Linked DNA regions of Homo sapiens: region 2 is linked to region 1. A link is an interaction called in ENCODE POLR2A ChIA-PET data of the cell type or tissue named here. Cell type or tissue: K562. All regions are shown on one strand. Links, peaks and the distances in the headings refer to the core of each region. The heading gives the core; the rest is flanking DNA. Region 1 holds the start of LOC105375018 (a long non-coding RNA gene). Region 2 holds the start of VARS1 (valyl-tRNA synthetase 1).

Evidence for each region. ChIA-PET counts read pairs that join two places held together with the same protein. Peaks named below come from ENCODE experiments on the same cell type or tissue, not always from the same donor. Only the 100,000 strongest peaks of a DNase experiment are listed, where the experiment ranks them.
Region 2: POLR2A ChIA-PET joins it to region 1 with 10 read pairs; 17 of 35 experiments call an interaction of 5 or more read pairs at or near these places.

What each region holds. Positions count from the first base shown.
Region 1 is chr6:31,686,639-31,694,962 of GRCh38, forward strand. It overlaps ABHD16A (abhydrolase domain containing 16A, phospholipase), which reads right to left. Exons shown (of 20, transcript NM_021160.3): 6 at 6,721-6,794; 7 at 6,389-6,511; 8 at 5,166-5,280; 9 at 4,941-5,042; 10 at 3,901-3,964; 11 at 3,440-3,489; 12 at 2,943-3,066; 13 at 2,377-2,481; 14 at 2,085-2,148; 15 at 1,611-1,667; 16 at 1,403-1,465; 17 at 1,186-1,262; 18 at 1,004-1,102; 19 at 860-906; 1 more. The coding sequence ends at 574. It overlaps LOC105375019 (a long non-coding RNA gene), which reads left to right. Exons shown (of 3, transcript XR_007059543.1): 3 at 1-212. It overlaps LOC105375018 (a long non-coding RNA gene), which reads left to right and starts at 3,011. Exons shown (of 2, transcript XR_926696.2): 1 at 3,011-3,328; 2 at 4,120-4,678. In K562, for the core only: CTCF peaks have their summits at 3,072 (motif pointing left) and 4,504; DNase peaks (open chromatin) are centred at 3,101, 3,853, 4,313 and 5,107; H3K4me3 peaks cover 578 bases.
Region 2 is chr6:31,792,885-31,801,208 of GRCh38, forward strand. VARS1 (valyl-tRNA synthetase 1) reads right to left here and starts at 2,868. Exons shown (of 30, transcript NM_006295.3): 1 at 2,662-2,868; 2 at 1,947-2,366; 3 at 102-236; 4 at 1-11. The coding sequence starts at 2,333. LSM2 (LSM2 homolog, U6 small nuclear RNA and mRNA degradation associated) reads right to left here. Exons shown (of 5, transcript NM_021177.5): 3 at 5,593-5,623; 4 at 5,106-5,165; 5 at 4,512-4,998. The coding sequence ends at 4,873. RefSeq lists enhancers at 1-321, 2,466-3,320. In K562, for the core only: a CTCF peak has its summit at 3,136 (motif pointing right); DNase peaks (open chromatin) are centred at 1,487, 2,127, 2,857, 3,147 and 1 weaker place; H3K4me3 peaks cover 2,732 bases.

The sequences.
Region 1 (8,324 bases), core at 161-8,160:
AGCAGGAGGGGGCAACCATGGGCTCCTGGGGTGGTTGTATGCAGGAAGAACTGAAGAAGGAGGCGGGAGGGGCCAGGGAGGCTGCACAGTTGTGATAACAGTAGGCACATCAGGGACCGGGGAGGTTTGGGGACCTGCTGCCTGAGGAAAGCTCAGGTTAGGGGCTGAAGGCCTAGGGGGACACAGAGATGGGAAGGGTTAGATTAGCTAGATTGTCTAGAGTTAGGGTTTCCCAAAGCCCAGCTCTTTGGGGCCTCTGCTCTCCCCACTACCTGCCCCTGGCTCCCTGGACACTTGAGAAGTTATACAATTAGCCTGATAGTAGAAAAAATACCTTTTTATTAATTATTAGGAATAATCCATTCATGTAATGCAGGATGTATGTTGGAGAAGGTTAAGTACAGCCACATGAATGAGGGGAAACGTGCAAGAGGAACAGTGGTGAGAAGGGGGATGGTCCCCCACTTTCCACAAACTATAAACAGCAACATGAACACAGAGAATCACAAATAAGAGGGTCTTTCCTCATGTCTCCTCTCACCCCATTCTTCCATAATGAGTCCCAGTTGGTCCCTAGAGGTGCCAGGGCATCTGGAAGTTCTGGGCTGGGAGTGGGGTGCAGTGAGTGGCCTCAAAGTTGTGCAGATGCTTCCGAGCCTGAGGAAAGGAGGTGGGACAGGTGGGGTACAGAGCACTGTTGGGAGGGGCAGCCACTGGACTCCCTCCCCACCCTCCACTTCCGCATCCACCACCCACTCTACAAAAGCTGCCACTTCCAATGCTTATAGGGTATCCCCAGTCCCCCTATGTGAGCCCTGGCCATTCAAGAACCCTTCCCACTTCCCACTCCTTAGCTCACCAGAAACAAAGCCAGCTGCCGCCGTCCATCTGCACTCATGTCCTCCCCTGCAGAGAGGAGGCGCTCAAAATAGGCCACACATCTGGGTATTCATCCCCTTCCTAGGCCCTTCCCACCCTCTCTCCTGCCCCAGGAGCTCCTTACCCACGCTCCAGGGGAAGTCGGGCCCGTGTTCTGCCTGGTAGGAGCGGAGGACAGACAGACACCAGTCCTCTTCCACCTCCCATCGGCTATAAATTGAGGCTGGTCAGGGAGAGAGATGACAGCCAGTCAGCAACCTGACCTTGCTGGGCCCCCGCCCCAAGCCTCACTGGATCCCTTCTCACCTTCCTCCAGCTGTGAGGAGGCCTCCAACCACTGCCTCACCACTCGAAGACCCTCCTCTGCCATCACCCGGGGATACCTACGGAGGAAGTGCCAGGACAGGTCAGGGCTGATTTTTTTTCATTCACCATCCCTGAACCTTCCTCCCTCCTTCCCTGTGCTGGTATCAGTATCTGTGTGTGTACACTGCCCCCAGCGCGCACACACCCTGGCTCTCACCGATGCTGCAGGAGCTTCAGCAGGAGGTCATTGCCTCGGTTGGACATGATGTCCTCAGGAACCCTGGGGGTGAGAAGAATGTACCCTGGAGGGGCTGGAGGTTAGGAGGAAGGGTCTAGATACCCAGGTTTCTGGTGGGCAGAGGTAGAAGGGACAAGTTCCTGGCCATCTCTGGGGTTCCTGAGGGCCGAGATTCCCACGCACTCACGTGGTGGTGATGATCTCATCCTTGGTTCTCCGGATCAGCAGTACAGGACCCTGGTATCTTCAGAGAACAGAGCAGTGGGAAGGGAGAGCTCAGAGGGAGACGGGTGACAACTGGCCCACCCCTATCCCTGCACTGGTAGCATTCTTACCCTCCCCTTGCTATAGCACAGCCCTTGACCTAGCCCTTCACTCAGGGGTGAGAGGGGATTATTTAAGGGGCATGGTTCAGTCTGGCCCTGCTGGGAGACCCCTGCCGTGCCAGGCCTTAACCCTTTGGTTGCCAGATCCTGAGGTGGTCCAGAGTCCCAGGGGACCTGGGAGGGGTTAGGCCAGTTGAGGTGGTGGCAGGGTCACTCAGGATGTGAGCCAGTGGCCTTTTACCAACTTGCACTTTAGTACTAGTTTCAGGGTTTGAGCGCCCAGCAGAGCTGTATGGGGGGCAGGTGTTCAATGCCGGACGCTGGCCGGCCCTCACCTGCACAGCTGCTCCGCGTTGTTTAGATTGAGATGCTGCCTCACGGTCCTGGTCACCAGGCCCCCTAGAGTGGGATAAAGGTGAAGGGATGGCAGAGACAAAGCCCTTGCCCAACATAAAGGTCCTCACTATTCACGGAGAAAGAAAACTGAGGCCCCCAGACAAAGGAGTCCTCCTGCTTCCAACAATGGGGCGACTTACTCCCCACCCAAGAAAAGGGAGCCATCTCAGAACAGTTCCCAGTTCCAGCCCACCCCTTCCCAGGAAGGGCAGGCCTGGGAGCTGCACTCACTCCAGCTGTCTGGCATGACCTTCAAGGCCAAGGGCACCAGGTCATCAAAGGAGGCATCCAGGATCATGGCACTAACATCTGGGTAGGACATGGCTGCCCACGTGGCTGGTACCAGGGCAGGGAAGAAGAGTAAGAACTGAGAAAGGCTCCTTTCTCCCCACCACCCATGCTCTCATCCCACTGACCCTATAGGCCAACCCCATTCCCCCTATGTTATCCCTTGTTTTTTTCTTAACCTACTTCACTTGGTTAGGGAACTATCTGGAGAGGATGGGGATAGAACACTGGAGATAGTGCACTGAAGATAATGGGCAGGAAACATTCACTTTCCCTGATCTCCCCACCCAGGACCTGGGTCTGCTTTTCCTTTTAATGACTGGGCACAAGAGGGGAAGGAAAGGTGAAGTGTATGCAAATAGGATAGCTTCTTCCAGGCCCACTCAGAGATTCTACTTCCTCTCTCTTCTTCCTTGAGCCTCCACCCCACCCCATTTCCCCACCTCTCCCGGGTGGGGCTGGGTGGTCATGAATGTGTCTACAGTGGGGGATGGGAGGGAGGCTGGTACCAGTGAAGCCGCCGATGGACCAGGCGTAGATGATGATGTCCTGGGGCTGGAAGCCTAGGCGGTGGATGGCAAACTGGACCACCACATCCATGGCATTAGCCTCATTCTGCGGGAATGGCACCCCCTGCAGGAGAAAGGGCAAAGTCAGGAGTGTGTCAGCACCAAAGGCCAGCTCACCTGTCCCTCCCAACGTGGACCCCTCCTGCAGCCACCTATGACAGGCAGAGAAGGTGTAGAAGGAAGGGATGGTAGGAGAGGTTGTTCTCTCCAGAAGACGGATGTGTACAATGAGATCTACCTCCTCCTCTCCTGCTAGCCCCGCACTGTGGGGATGGGGGCATGGCTCCCAATGCTGCCTTCACAACCTCCTAGACCCCAGCCCTCAGGTGAGTGGGACGCCTTCAAGAAATCCACAGCCCCTCTCCTCCCTCCAATGGCTGACCAGAGGGAAACAGACATAATTCAGGAAAAGGAAGGGATTCCTGAGATGGTCTCACCGTGCTTCCAGCAAAGCCTGGATGATTCCAGCCCAGGACTGAATATCCAGCTGTAACACAGGGGGAGGAGGGACTGAGACCTTGTGGCCCACAGCCCTTTCTCCATCCCTGGGGGAAGGAAGAGCAGAAGTACCCCCCAGCTTAGATGCAAATAACTCCAAGCCTTCCCAGAAATAGGAGATGACACCAGAGGTTCTGAGGCAGCACAGGGAGCAGCATGTGATTGTGTGGGGTGTGTGGTGGGGGAATGGAACAGAATGAAAAGCATAATAGCTAGGGACACAGGCCAGGGGAGGGATGTAAGGTTATCAAAGCAAATGGCGAGTGGACTTTTCCCTAAAGCTGAGAGACTCAAAACCTCACCCAGAGAAAGCAGAGGCCAGGGGAGGTCAGGTCAGTGTGGGAGGCAGGGACATTCCCTTTCAAAGGGCGGAGATAAGGAGGCTGAGTCACCGTCCTACCTTCCAGGGGCGTGGAGACGCAGCCCACCTCATAAAACCCAGCATTCCCCTCACAGCAGATCACCTAGGAAGGAGGCAGGAAGGAAGGGCTGGGGGGCCAAGTTGGGACTGAAAAACTCCCTTTGGGCAGGGAGGGCAGCCCATGAAGAGCTTTGCAGGGAAGAGGAAAGGGCAGGTTTCTGTTTTCTCCAAGGGGAATGGAAGCTTCTCATTCCACAGGGTCCATAAGAGGAGAAGCAAAGGGATTACAAATACTCCTCAGAGGCTGACCTGCTCGACCACCCAGCCATGTCTTTTCCTTGGAAGATTACCAGCTGGATCTCTTTCAGGAAGGGGACTATGGAGATGTTTTTCCTTTCTCGTTTTCGGGTCTGTTATCTTCTGTGACCATTGCTATTGTGTGGTATGCTGATTGCTCTCCCTATCCCTCTCTGAGCTCCAGTCTTATGGTCAGATAAACTGTAATGCCATGGCGCCCCAAGCTGAAACCCACGAATGGTGGGATTTGCATGAACTCTCATAACAGATGGGCAGAGCCAGGACTAGAACCCAGCTCCCTAGACTCCTGGCTTAGCGCTCTTTCCACGGCTGCTTCATGGAGGTAGGAGACTTTGAGGCCAGGCTGCCTGGGTCCAAATACCAGCTCTACCACTTACTGTGAGGTCCAGGAAAGGTTTTCTGTGCCCCAGTTTCATCTCCTGTAAAATGGGCTAATATAAGCAGTACCTATCTCACGGGATTCTTTTGAGAATTAAATATATATGCTTCATATATATATGAGAATTAAATATATATAAGTGTGAAGTGCTGTCAAAGTGGTAACTATTAATATTAGTTTCTCGTCCTTGAACGTCTCTCCTACTTCATCTGTTTCTCTATCACAGGGTTTCACTACATCACAAGGTCTTTAGCGTGGAGCTAGGACATGAGATTATCCCCAGTAGTGGTTCCTTCAGGGAGGTGCTATAGCATTGGGGTCCCCAGACCTCTACTGCCTTCCTCACACTCACCCCACCTCTGGGCTCTCTGCTCCCTCTTACCAGCTTCTGTCCCTGGGGCTCAGCTGTCCCCCGCCGGTCCACAAACATGGTGTCAATCTCATTGCCATCACAGGCCAGCAGCTTTGCCCGGCGCCCATTACACTGAGTACGGAAGACGCAATGGCCAAGATGCAAGGGTCAGGAGGCCACATCACAGGGGTGGGGCGGGGTGGGTGGGGGTGAGAGGGGAGGGCTTTAGGGGATGTGCGGGCAGGGAAGCCTCACCTCTTCCACCAGTCGGGCCTGGCCCTGCAGCAGCACAGGCATGAGGGCCTTCTGCAGCAGGTACACAGAGCCTGGATACAGCATCCGGCGCCCTAGGGTGTGCGCCACCAGGTAGCTGTGGGGAACACAGGTTAACAAACCCCAACCCTGTTGAGGCCTGGGGACTGTGCTGGGGACCATCCCAGCCCTAGCACTCACAGACTGTAAGGCCTGCTTTACCCCTGACCTTCACAGCTTTACTTTCCTCTTTCAAGCCTTAATGAAATATGTACCAGGCTAGTGTTTTGCAAACTTTTCTTACTGCAACCTTTGTAAGATAAACATTTTATATTGTGGCTCAGTGCACACATATCCTGTATGTACAGAATTCTGAGAGTTTTATGATGTAACTGTCTATACATAATAAGTAAATGCAAAGTTATCATCAGATTATGATTCTGTTAAAATATAAGTACAACATATTAAAGGTCCCCAAATAAATAATGCTTTAAAAAATGATGGTTATAATTCAAAACCTCAAATATGGCTTGCCTCCCTGACTAATTAGCACACTGTCAACAACCAACCACTAAGTCCACCCTGTTCCTTGGTATTCTAGAAGCTGCCTCCTAACTCCCAGCAAAAGAAAATTCCCAGTGTCTGTTCCACTATAAGATATAGGTGGTTATTTCCGTTCCTTCTGACATCATCAGTACCCACGACTGAGCTTTATTTGGGATTTACCATGTGCTCTCAAGCACCCAGGCAAGGCAGGAGCCCTTCAGAACATGTTACCTTACTTAATCTCCTCAGCAACCTTGCAGGGCAGGTTCATCACAGGTGCAGACACTGAGGCACACAGGGGCCCGGAGCCAAGGTGGAATAACAACAGGGCAGAGGGGCCACGATGGGTACACAGATGCTACCAGAGCCTGCCCTAGCTACAAGTGTGTGTCCTCCCCACCCCCACCCCACCCCCACTGCTCCTTTTCAGCCTCACTGAAGGAGCTTTTGTTCATATCCCAGTTCTTTACTTACTACATTTGAGACTCCAGACCTCTCTGAGCCTCTTTTCTTCAAACATAAATATGGATAAAAATGACTTTGCCATAAATGATCTACACAAACCATACAGCACTAGGCCCAATGAGTGACAGCTATTTTACAATGGAGCGCCCACTCCCAGAGCACTCCTGAAATGGCCCCTCCACCCCAGTGGGCCTCTCCTCGCTGCTGTTTCCCACCTGGTGATCTGACAAGGCAGCTTCTTAACCCGGTTGAGGAGGGTGTCTGCTGTCCCCCGGTGCAGGGGCTCTGGGCGAAGCAGGGCCACACCCCGGCGGGAAGGGCCCCCTCGAGACTCCTTCCTGAGGAAGGGAAAGATGCAGGGAAGGATAGGGTCAGGAGCAGCAAGCTGGATGTCTGAGGTCTGGAGAACAGTGGGGTCTAGGAACGACATAATGGCATTGGAAGGCAGGCACTGTGACCTGAGAGGGCATGGAGGTGGGAGGGCAGAGCAGAGATTTTCTGGAATGGTTCTAAGGGGAGAGATACAGCAAAAGAACTGGGGCCTCACCGGCTGCTGGGTTCTTCCCAGTGGAAGTCGACTGGCCAGCTCCGGAAGTCAAAGTTGTAGTTGGCAAGCTGCCTCTGCAGTGGGCACGAGAGGCAAAGGGGTACTGAGAACTCAGGGGAGGCTCTCCTACCCACCCTCAACAACACCTTCGTTATCCAGGGGTCTGATCCCCACACATCATGGGGAAACCAAGCGGAGGTCAATACCCTCCCAATTCTCAGATGGAAAATTCTAACAGGACCAGAAAATCAGGGGAGATGGTATGCCCCATCAGGTATCAGGACTGGCCTGTCTGCCCTCTTCCAAGCTAAGAACCTAACACTCTGCTTTTCTAAAAAACTAAGTCTGACCCATCCCCAGGAGGAGTGGCTGAAGGTGCTAGTGCTTTTGAGTGACGGGTAGTAGGGGTCGCTGGCTGGTCACGGTCTATTCCCCACCTGGGTCCCTTATAGGGTGCTGTCTTAGAAGCTTAGAAATCTCCCAGCAGATCACACTGACAGACCCAAGGTTGAGTGAGACAGAGAGGAGGGAAGTCACGCCCACAGTGGGCTCCTCTGCCATGTGGGGCCACCCGTTGAAGGAAGCTCTGACTTCCATCCTCACAACTACATCCCTTCCTCAACTCCTGCAGCCATGGATCAGTGTTGCCCTACAGCCCATCCGAACCTCGGGCCACCCCACTGAGCCAGTCCACATGCCTTTTTTTTTTTTTTTGAGGCAGGGTCTCGTGCTGTTGCCCAGGCTGGAATGCAGTTGGTGCAATCATAGCTCACTGCAGCCTCAAACTCCCAGGCCCAAGTGATCCTCCTACCTTAGCCTCTGGAGTAGCTGGGACTACAGACATGTGCTACCATGCCCAGCTAATTTTTAAAATTTTCTTTAGAGACAAGGTCTTACTATGTTGCCCAGGCTGGTCTCCAACTCCTGGGCTGAAGCGATCCTCCTGCCTTGGCTTCCGAAAGTGCTGGGATTATAGGCATGAACCACCTCACCAGCTCCACGTTTTTTGACGGCAGTGGGAGCTGTGTCTTTTTTTTTTTTTTTTTTTTTGAGATGGAGTCTCACTCTGTCGCCCAGGCTGGAGTGCAGTGGCACGATCTCGGATCACTGCAAGCTCTGCCTCCCGGCTTCACGCCATTCTCCCGCCTCAGCCTCCAAGTAGCTGGGACTACAGGTGCCTGCCACCACCATGCCCGGCTAATTTTTGTACCTTTAGCAGAGATGGGGTTTCACCATGTTAGCCAGGATGGTCTTGATCTCCTGACCTCGTGATCCACCCGCCTCGGCCTTCCAAAGTGCTGGGATTACAGGTGTGAGCCACCGCGCCCGGCCTAGCTGTGTCTTAATACTTGACTATATTCGTCCCCCACCCCCTGAGCTCCTAGCACTCTATTTTGAGGGTTTTTATTTTCTGCACAGAAATTTTTTGACATTTCAAAAATAATTTGACTAACAGAGAGCAATAGAAAAATTATACAAAAAGGTAAATGGCAAAACAAAACAAGATGACTAAAAGCAAATTTCAGGCAGGCTTTGCTCAGACCTGCTCTCAAATCTGGACTTAGCCACTTTCTTGCTCTATGACTCCGAATGGGTCACTTAAC
Region 2 (8,324 bases), core at 1-8,000, 110 kb after region 1:
GGGTCTAGGACCTGGAACAGGAAATAAATGACTCTTCTCAGTCACCCTACAGTGAGGTCTGAGGAGAGCAGTCTTGTTCTTCCCCAGGCCTGGTGACTCACGTATCGGAAAGGCAGCAGCAAGGCTGTGACAGCCGCCAGGTCAGCCAGAGTGGGGGCCTCCCCGGCCAAGTAGGTGTGCAGCCGAAGCCACTCCTCCAAGGGGCTCAGGGCCCTGCCCAGGGCCCCCAGCACAGCCTGGCAGGAAGGGGAAGAAGTGTGAGACAAGGTTTGGCCCACCTCCATCTCCCACCACAACCCAATCCATGTGGCCTCCCTCCACCCCACTCTCACAAATCACCACCTCTGAGTCCCATTTCTTCACTCAAATAGTCACAATAAAAATACTTCTGGGCGGATCACGAGGTCAGGAGATCGAGACCATCCTGGCTAACATGGTGAAACCTCATCTCTACTAAAAATACAAAAAAAAAATAGCCAGGCGTGGTGGCGGGCGCCTGTAGTCCCAGCTACTCGGGAGGCTGAGGCAGGAGAATGGCATGAACCCAGGAGGTGGAGCTTGCAGTGAGCCGAGATCACGCCACTGCACTCCAGCCTGGGCAACACAGCGAGACTCCGTCTCAGAAAAAAAAAAACAAAACACTTCTGACTCATCCAACAAATCCCTACTCAATACTTATGTGTTAGATGCAATATGTTAAGCATAGAAGTAAAGATTATATGAGGCATCTCAATAACTGCCAGGTTCAGAACATCAATAAATATGTATTAAGTACTTCTCCAGGGAATGAGAGGAAAACACGAACAGATGGACAGAACCCTGACCTGGTAGAGTTAACATTCTTGTAGGGGAACAACAAATGAGCAAATATAAAATGAAGTGCCCTATTTTTCTTAACTCCTATGAAGAAAAATAAAGCAGAATGAGGGGAACAGGGGCCAGGCGTGGTGGCTCACACCTATAATCTCAGCACTTTGGGAGGCCGAGGCGAGCAGACCATCTGAGGTTAGGAGTTCGAGACCAGCCTGGTCAACATGACAAAACCCCATCTCTACTAAAAATACAAAAAATTAGCCGGACAAGGTGGTGGGCGCCTGTAATCCCAGCTACTCAGAAGGCTGAGGCAGGAGAATCGCTTGAGCAGTGAGCTGAGATCGCACCATCGCACCGTGGCACTCCAGCCTGGGCAACAGAAGGAGATTCTGTCTCAAAAAAAAAAAAAAAAAAGAAAAGAAAAGAAATAAAAGAGGGGAACAAACAGGGAATTCCAGAAGAGAGGGACTCTATTTTATTTGTTTGTTTGGACAGACATTCTGAATGCAAGGACTCTATTGTAGATAGGGTGATCACAATATGAGGGAGCAAGTCAGGGTCTGCCACATTCATTCATCCATTCAAGAAATACTAATTTTCCATCATGTGCTCAATACCATGCAAGGAGGCAGAGTTGAAAGTACACCAAGGCACAGGTCTCCTTTGGAAGGACTGATAGTTACAATCTGGCAGGGTTATCTCTCCTCTCACTTACCTTCCTCATTTCATTTCTCTTTTATCTCCTCCCAGCAATTGTCATCTCTCCCTCACCCAGTCTTTTCCTACAATTCAAATAACTTCTATCCTCATCAATTTCAGACTCATCAAACTTTTACTAAGAGACTTTAAAAGTGCCTGGCACTAAACTATGTGCTCTGCGCACATCTTTTAATCCTATTAACTCAGTGAGGCAAGCATTACATCAACTTGCCTGCGTGTTCATAGACATAGGAAGACCAAGACACAGCGGGTCTATGAAACGTGCCCAGGGTTACCATACCAGTTGGCAATCTGGGATTTGATCACTCTTTTCCCACATCTGATGTACTACCTTCTTGTCTCATTGTCCATTCCAGTCCTCGCTTCCCTCCTCTGAATTTCTCCCCTCCCCCTCTTCTGTACAACCCCCTCACCTGGGGGTCCTGGGCCGAGCTTCGGAGTCCCAGGGCCGGCAGCGTTGCTCCACAGGCAGCTGGTATTAACTCCGTGTCGGCGTAACTGACCCACTGTTGGACAAGGACAGCCGCCCGGCTGCCCCCTGGGCCCCCCAGGCCTGCTGGCCACAGCAGCTGGGCCACAGCCGTGGCCCCCCACACCCAGAGCCCACCGGGCCCCTGCTCCAGGGCCGGCAGGCGGGGTGGGGGAAAGGGAGTCCTGCTAGTCGGGGGTGGCTGGAGACAGATGCGGGGGTGGGCTCCTCCCCATCCGGGACCCTCCCCAGCCTCCCCATAGCGAGCGGCTATGAGGGCTCGGAGGCTGGGGAAGGCATCTGGGTGAGGGGAGACGTAGAGGGTGGACATAGTTATGAGAAGGTCCGAACGAAGTGGAAAAACCTAAGGAGAAAGAGAGACAGGGGAAGACTGCGGGATCGAGGTGGGTCCTATGTTTGAGTAGAGAGGGGACCCTCACGGGAGCTCCTTCGCCGCAGACACCCGAGTCCCATAGGACTGAGGGTCTGACCAGGCAGGCTGTCAGGAGCCGAGGACCTGGCTCTCAGAGGGGCAGTGTCAGTGGGGAGTTCCTGGGGAAGAGGAACTATCCACCATCGCGGGGCTTCGGGGAGTGTGGAAGGCTCTCAGGAGCGGGTCGGCGTCTGGTTGGATGCGGGTTCGAGCCGCGTGTACGTACTGGAGGGAGATGGTCAGACTGGGCCGGGAATCCACCTCACAGCCAGGCGCCGGCCGCGGCTGGACCGGCCGAGCGGCCCGGGCGGAGGAGTCGAGCGGGCAGAGACGGTGGGCGGCTCTCCAGGTGACCCTAGTTCCCTAAGATCGCCGCCCCGGCAGCCGGCGCCCACGTGTTCCCCCCTTTGTGACAGGGAGCGTTTCCGGGCCTGCGGGTCCTGGCGGGGGCGGCCGTGCCCCGCCTGCGAGTGCGCGCCCGCCGTGTCCGACACTGCCCCGGGGGCCGCGCGGCTCGCCGCCCGCCGGTCTCACGAGGAACAGCGCGGGGCGCGGGGCGCTGGGCGCGGACGCAGGACGAGAGGACACCCCTGAGCACGACGCTCCCGTCAGGCGCCGCCACGGGCACCTTGTGCGGGTCCTCGGCCGGGTGGCGAGGGCGGCGCCCAGCGGGCAGCTAGGGAACTGGCCCAAGAGGGTCGGCCGGCCCTGCCGGTGGAGGGCGTTCCCCACCCGGTAGCGGGGAGGTGCCCAGCAGGGAGCCGCCTGATGAGGACCGAAGGGGAGGTCCATTTGCCGAGGCCCTGGCGTCCAGCTTCCTCTTTGAGCCTCATCTCCTCATGTATGAAAAAAGGGTGACGGCCGGGCGCAGTGGCTCACGCCTATAATCCCAGCACTTTGGGAGGCCGAGGTGGGCGGATCACCTGAGGTCAGAAGTTCAAGACTAGCCTGGCCAAGGTGGTGAAAGCCCGTCTCACGCCTGTAATCCCAGCACTCTGGGAGGCCAGGGCGGGTGGATCACCAGGTCAGGAGTTCAAGACCAGCCAGGCCAAGATGGTGAAACCCCGTCTCTACTAAAAATACAAAAATTAGCCAGGTGTGGTGGCAGGCGCCTGTAATCCCAGCTACCCCGGAGCCTGAGGCAGGGAATTGCTTGAACCCTGGAGGTTGAGGTTGCAGTGAACTGAGATCGTGCCACTGCACTCCAGCCTGGCGACAGAGCTGCAGTATTTGTAAAAATACAAAAATTAGCCAGGCGTGGTGGCACACACCTGTAAGCCCAGCTACTTGGGAAGCTGAGGCAAGAAGATCACTTGAACCTGGGAGGCGGAGATTGCAGAGCTAAGATCACACCACTGCAGTCCAGCCTGGGTGACAAAGTGAGACTCCATCTCAAAAAAAAAAAAAAAAAAAAAAAATTAGCCGGGCATGGTGGTGGGCATCTGTAATCCCAGCTACTCAGGAGCTGTGGCAGGAGAATCGCTTGAACCGGGAGGCGGAGGTTGCAGTGAGCCAGACCAAGCCAGTGCACTCCACCCTGGGCAACAGAGTGAGACTCCCGTCTCAAAAACAAAAAGGAGGGTCACACTAGATGGTCTCTAAGGGTCCCTTAAGGCTGAGAAGTCTCATCTGTATCATGAACTCATATTTGCTGAATGAGTGAATGAAGTTTAGTAATTCCCAGTCACAACTTTTCTCTAAAATATAAATTACATCACTTGTATTTATCTTCTATACATATTCAGAAAACATGAACTGATTTGGTTGGATTGGTGAAGTCTGGTAGCATGAAATGTATCTTATGACACTATCACATTAATGGAAGGACAGCAAGCACTCCAGTTGCAGGTATGGTATAAGCAAAAGGCCACAGGGAGAACATACAGGTAGGGACATGTTGGGGAAACATGGTGTAGAGCAACTGTATTATATGCTTTATACCAAGGAGAGTAGTGGGAAGCTGAGTTGGATTCTTGGCTGGGTTAACGCAGAGTAACAGGGGCTTGGATGAATTCGACATCCTTTTCCATGTCCCAGCCCCCTGCCCAACACATAGTAACAGAACCAAAACACAAATTTGCATCATAAATTTTATTCCCGATGCGGGACAGATTCCTTCCATCCCCAAATGAATCACATGCTGCCCTGGAAAGACCTAGGAAACTCTCCTACCATCTCCAGAGAAGTAGTGAGAAAGGCAGGTGCTGGGGACTGGGAAGGCTTTGAAGTTTCCCAGCCTACTTATCCTCCCCTTCTCAAGAGAGGATAGCTGTTCCCTATTACTCCTCTCATCCACTCATCCCTTAAAAAAAACCCACAAAACCATCATTAGTAAAAAAACAAAACCCCTTCAAGTATTGGGGGTTAGGGGTTCTGGGCTGGGACTTGGGGTTATGGGTCACCAATGAAAGAGGGAGGGGAAGAGGAGGAGGAGCCATCACTGTTTCTGCTGCAGGGCTTCCTTCCTTGCCGCATCCTGTAGCAACTGTGTGTCGACCTCATCTGCTGGCAGCTGCACGTATCGGACCACTGAGCCCCGAATGAAGCAGTTCTTCACTGATAACTAGACAAAGATGGACAAATATGAAAACACCCTTAAAAATGTCCTCTAACCACCCAGGGGCCTCCTGCTTTAGAGGTGTTTCCTCTTCTCCACAGACCCCAACTCACCATGTGAGGGTATTTCTCAGGGTCTGTGACACTGATGTCAGTTAGTTTGATGTTGAGATACTAGGAAAGGAAGATGAACACCATTATTATTATTATTTTTTTTTTTTTGAGACAAGAGTTTTGCTCTTGTTGCCCAGGCTGGAGTGCAATGGTGCCATCTCGGCTCACTGCAATCTCCGCCTCCTGGGTTCAAATGATTTTCCTGCCTCAGCCTCTCGACTAGCTGGGATTACAGGTGCCCACCACCACGCCCAGCTAATTTTTTGTATTTTTAGTAGAGACGGGGTTTCACCATGTTTGTCAGGCTTGTCTTGAACTCCTGACCTCAGGCCTCGGCCTCTCAAAGTGCTGGGATTACAGGCGTGAGCCACCGTGCCTGGCCGACGAACACCATTATTAACCCTAGAGACATGATGTAAGAACCCAACCCTTAAGTCTCCCCTCTCCTTCTCCAGGAACCAATTCTGGGGCCCGTGCTATATCTCACCTGATCCACAGAATGGAGGGTTCCACAGATGCTGTCAAGGGCAGAGGGAGAGAAGAATCAAATTAGTTTATAACAAAGTCAACATAGAGGTGACTTCAGAGCTGGGATGAGAACATGACTGGGAGAAGTCAAGGACTTGAGGATGTCAGAAAAGGTAGAACCAAAAGGGGGCATTCCTAAGCCCTGGAGTAGGAAAGACAACTAACAGAGTAGTTTATTTTCAACCCCACATCTCCTCTCCCTAAACCAATCCATTCTTTTTTTTTTTTTTTTTTTTTTTGAGATGGAGTCTCACTGTCAGCCAGGCTGAAGTGCAGTGGTGTGATCTTGGCTCACTGCAACCTCTGCCTCCCAGGTTCAAGCGATTCTCCTGCCTCAGTCTCCTGAGTAGCTAGGACTTCAGGCGCATGCCATCATGCCCGGCTAATTTTTTATTTTTAGTAGAGATGGGGTTTCACCATGTTGGCCAGGCTGTTCCTTAACTCCTGATCTCAGGCGATCTGCCCACTTCAGCTCCCCAAAGTGCTGGGATTACAGGTGTGAACCACTGTCCCCGGCCAAACCAACCTATTCTTAACAGCTACCATTAAACAACTGGTAAAGGCTAGACCTGTATTCTATATAGTATTTGTAATCTTTACAGCCATCTTTCAAAGTAGTTATTACCTTCCAGGGGCTCAGAGAGGTTGTTTTAAACTTTATGAGTTTAGAACAAATGGGAACTTCAGTCCAAGTCTGTGTGACTCCCAAAACCATCAGCTATTTTTTTTTTATTTTTGCGACAGGGTCTCACTCTATGGCCAAGGCTGGAGTGAAATGGCGTGATCATGGCTCACTGTGGCCACTTGAGTAGCTGTGATTACAGGCTTGAGCCACCATGCCCAGCTGATTTTTTTTTGAGATGGAGTCTCGCTCTGTCGGCCAGTCTGGAGTGCAGTGGCACAATCTCGGCTCACTGAAAGCTCCATCTCCCAGGTTCACGCCATTCTCCTGCCTCAGCCTCCCGAGTAGCTGGGACTACAGATGCCGGCCACCACTCCTGGCTAATTTTTTGTATTTTTAGTAGAGACGGGGTTTCACCGTGTTAGCCAGGATGGTCTCGATCTCCTGACCTCATGATCTGCCCACCTCAGCCTCCCAAAGTGCTGGGATTACAGGCATGAGCCACCATTCCCGACTTTTTTTTTTTTTTTTTGTAGAGAAAGGGTCTCACTGTGAATGTCACCCAGGCTAGCTATTTTCAAACATTTATTGCTTTGGAACCAGAGCCCATATGTGGATAAAGGTAGGTAGCATTACTCTTGATGATGCAGGCATGAGTGATGTCCTCTCCATTCCCCAATCCTCGAGCCCCTTGAAATGCTATTTGAGGAATGCTATCAAAACACCAGTGCTCTTTGAGAGAATGGTGCAAAAATTTAAAAAAACAGCCTTTGGCTGGGAATGGTTGTTCACGCCTATAATCCAAGCATTCTGGGAGGCTGAGGCAGGAGGATCGCCTGAAGCCAGCTGGAGAACAGCCCAGACAACATAGCAAGACCTCATCTCTATTTTAAAGTTATAAAATAAAATAACTGTGGCCGGGCACGGTGGCTCACGCCTATAATTCCAGCACTTAGGGAGGACGAGGCGGGCGAATCACGAGGTCAGGAGTTCGACACCAGCCTGGCCAACATCGTGAAACCCCATCTCTACTAAAAATACAAAAAATTAGCTGGGCATAGTGGCAGACGCCTGTAATCCCAGCTACTCGGGAGGCTGAAGCAGGAGAATCACTTGAACCCGGGAGGTGGAGGTTGTAGTGAGGCGAGATCGAGCCACTGCACTCCAGCCTGGGTGACAGAGTGAGACTCCATCTCAAGAAAAATAAATAAATAAAAATAATCGTAATAAATAGCAGTTTTAAAAACGTCCTTATCTTGCCAAAAATAAAGTTGGCAGTTCTCTGCCCCAATTTTTGTAAAATTCTGAAAGTCTTTAAAACCCAGCGTCTAGGCCATGTGCGGTGGCTCATGCCTATAATCCCAGAACTTTAGGAGGCCAAGGTGGGCGGATCACTTGAGGCCAGGACTTCAAGACCAGCCTGGCCAACACGGCGAATCCCCATCTCTACTAAAAATACAAAAATTGGCCGGGCGTGGTGGCTCACGCCTATAATCTCAGCACTTTGGGAGGCCGAGGCGGGTGGATCACGAGGTCAGGAGATCGAGACCATCCTGGCTAACACGGTGAAACCCCGTCTCTACTAAAAATACAAAAAATTAGCCGGGCATGGTGGCGGGCACCTGTAGTCCCAGCTACTTGGGAGGCTGAGGTAGAAAAATGGCGTGAACTGGGAGGCAGAGCTTGCAGTGAGCGGAGATCACACCACTACACTCCAGCCTGGGTGACAAAGCAAGACTCCGTCTCAAAAAAAAAAAAATACAAAAATTAGCTGGGCATTGTGGTGTGCACCTGTAATCCCAGCTACTCAGGAGGTGAGGCACGAGAATCACTTGAACCCAGGAGGAAAAAAAAAATTTAAAAATAAAATATAAAAATACAAAAATTAGCTGTGTGTGGTGCATGCCTGTAGTCCCAGGTATACAGGAGGCTGAGGCACGAGAATCATTTGAACACAGGAGGTAGAGGTTGCAGTGAGCCAAGATCATGCCACTGCATTCCAGCCTCGGTGACAGAGTAAGGATCTGTCTCAAAAAAAAAAAAAAAAAAAAAAGACCCACTTAAATATG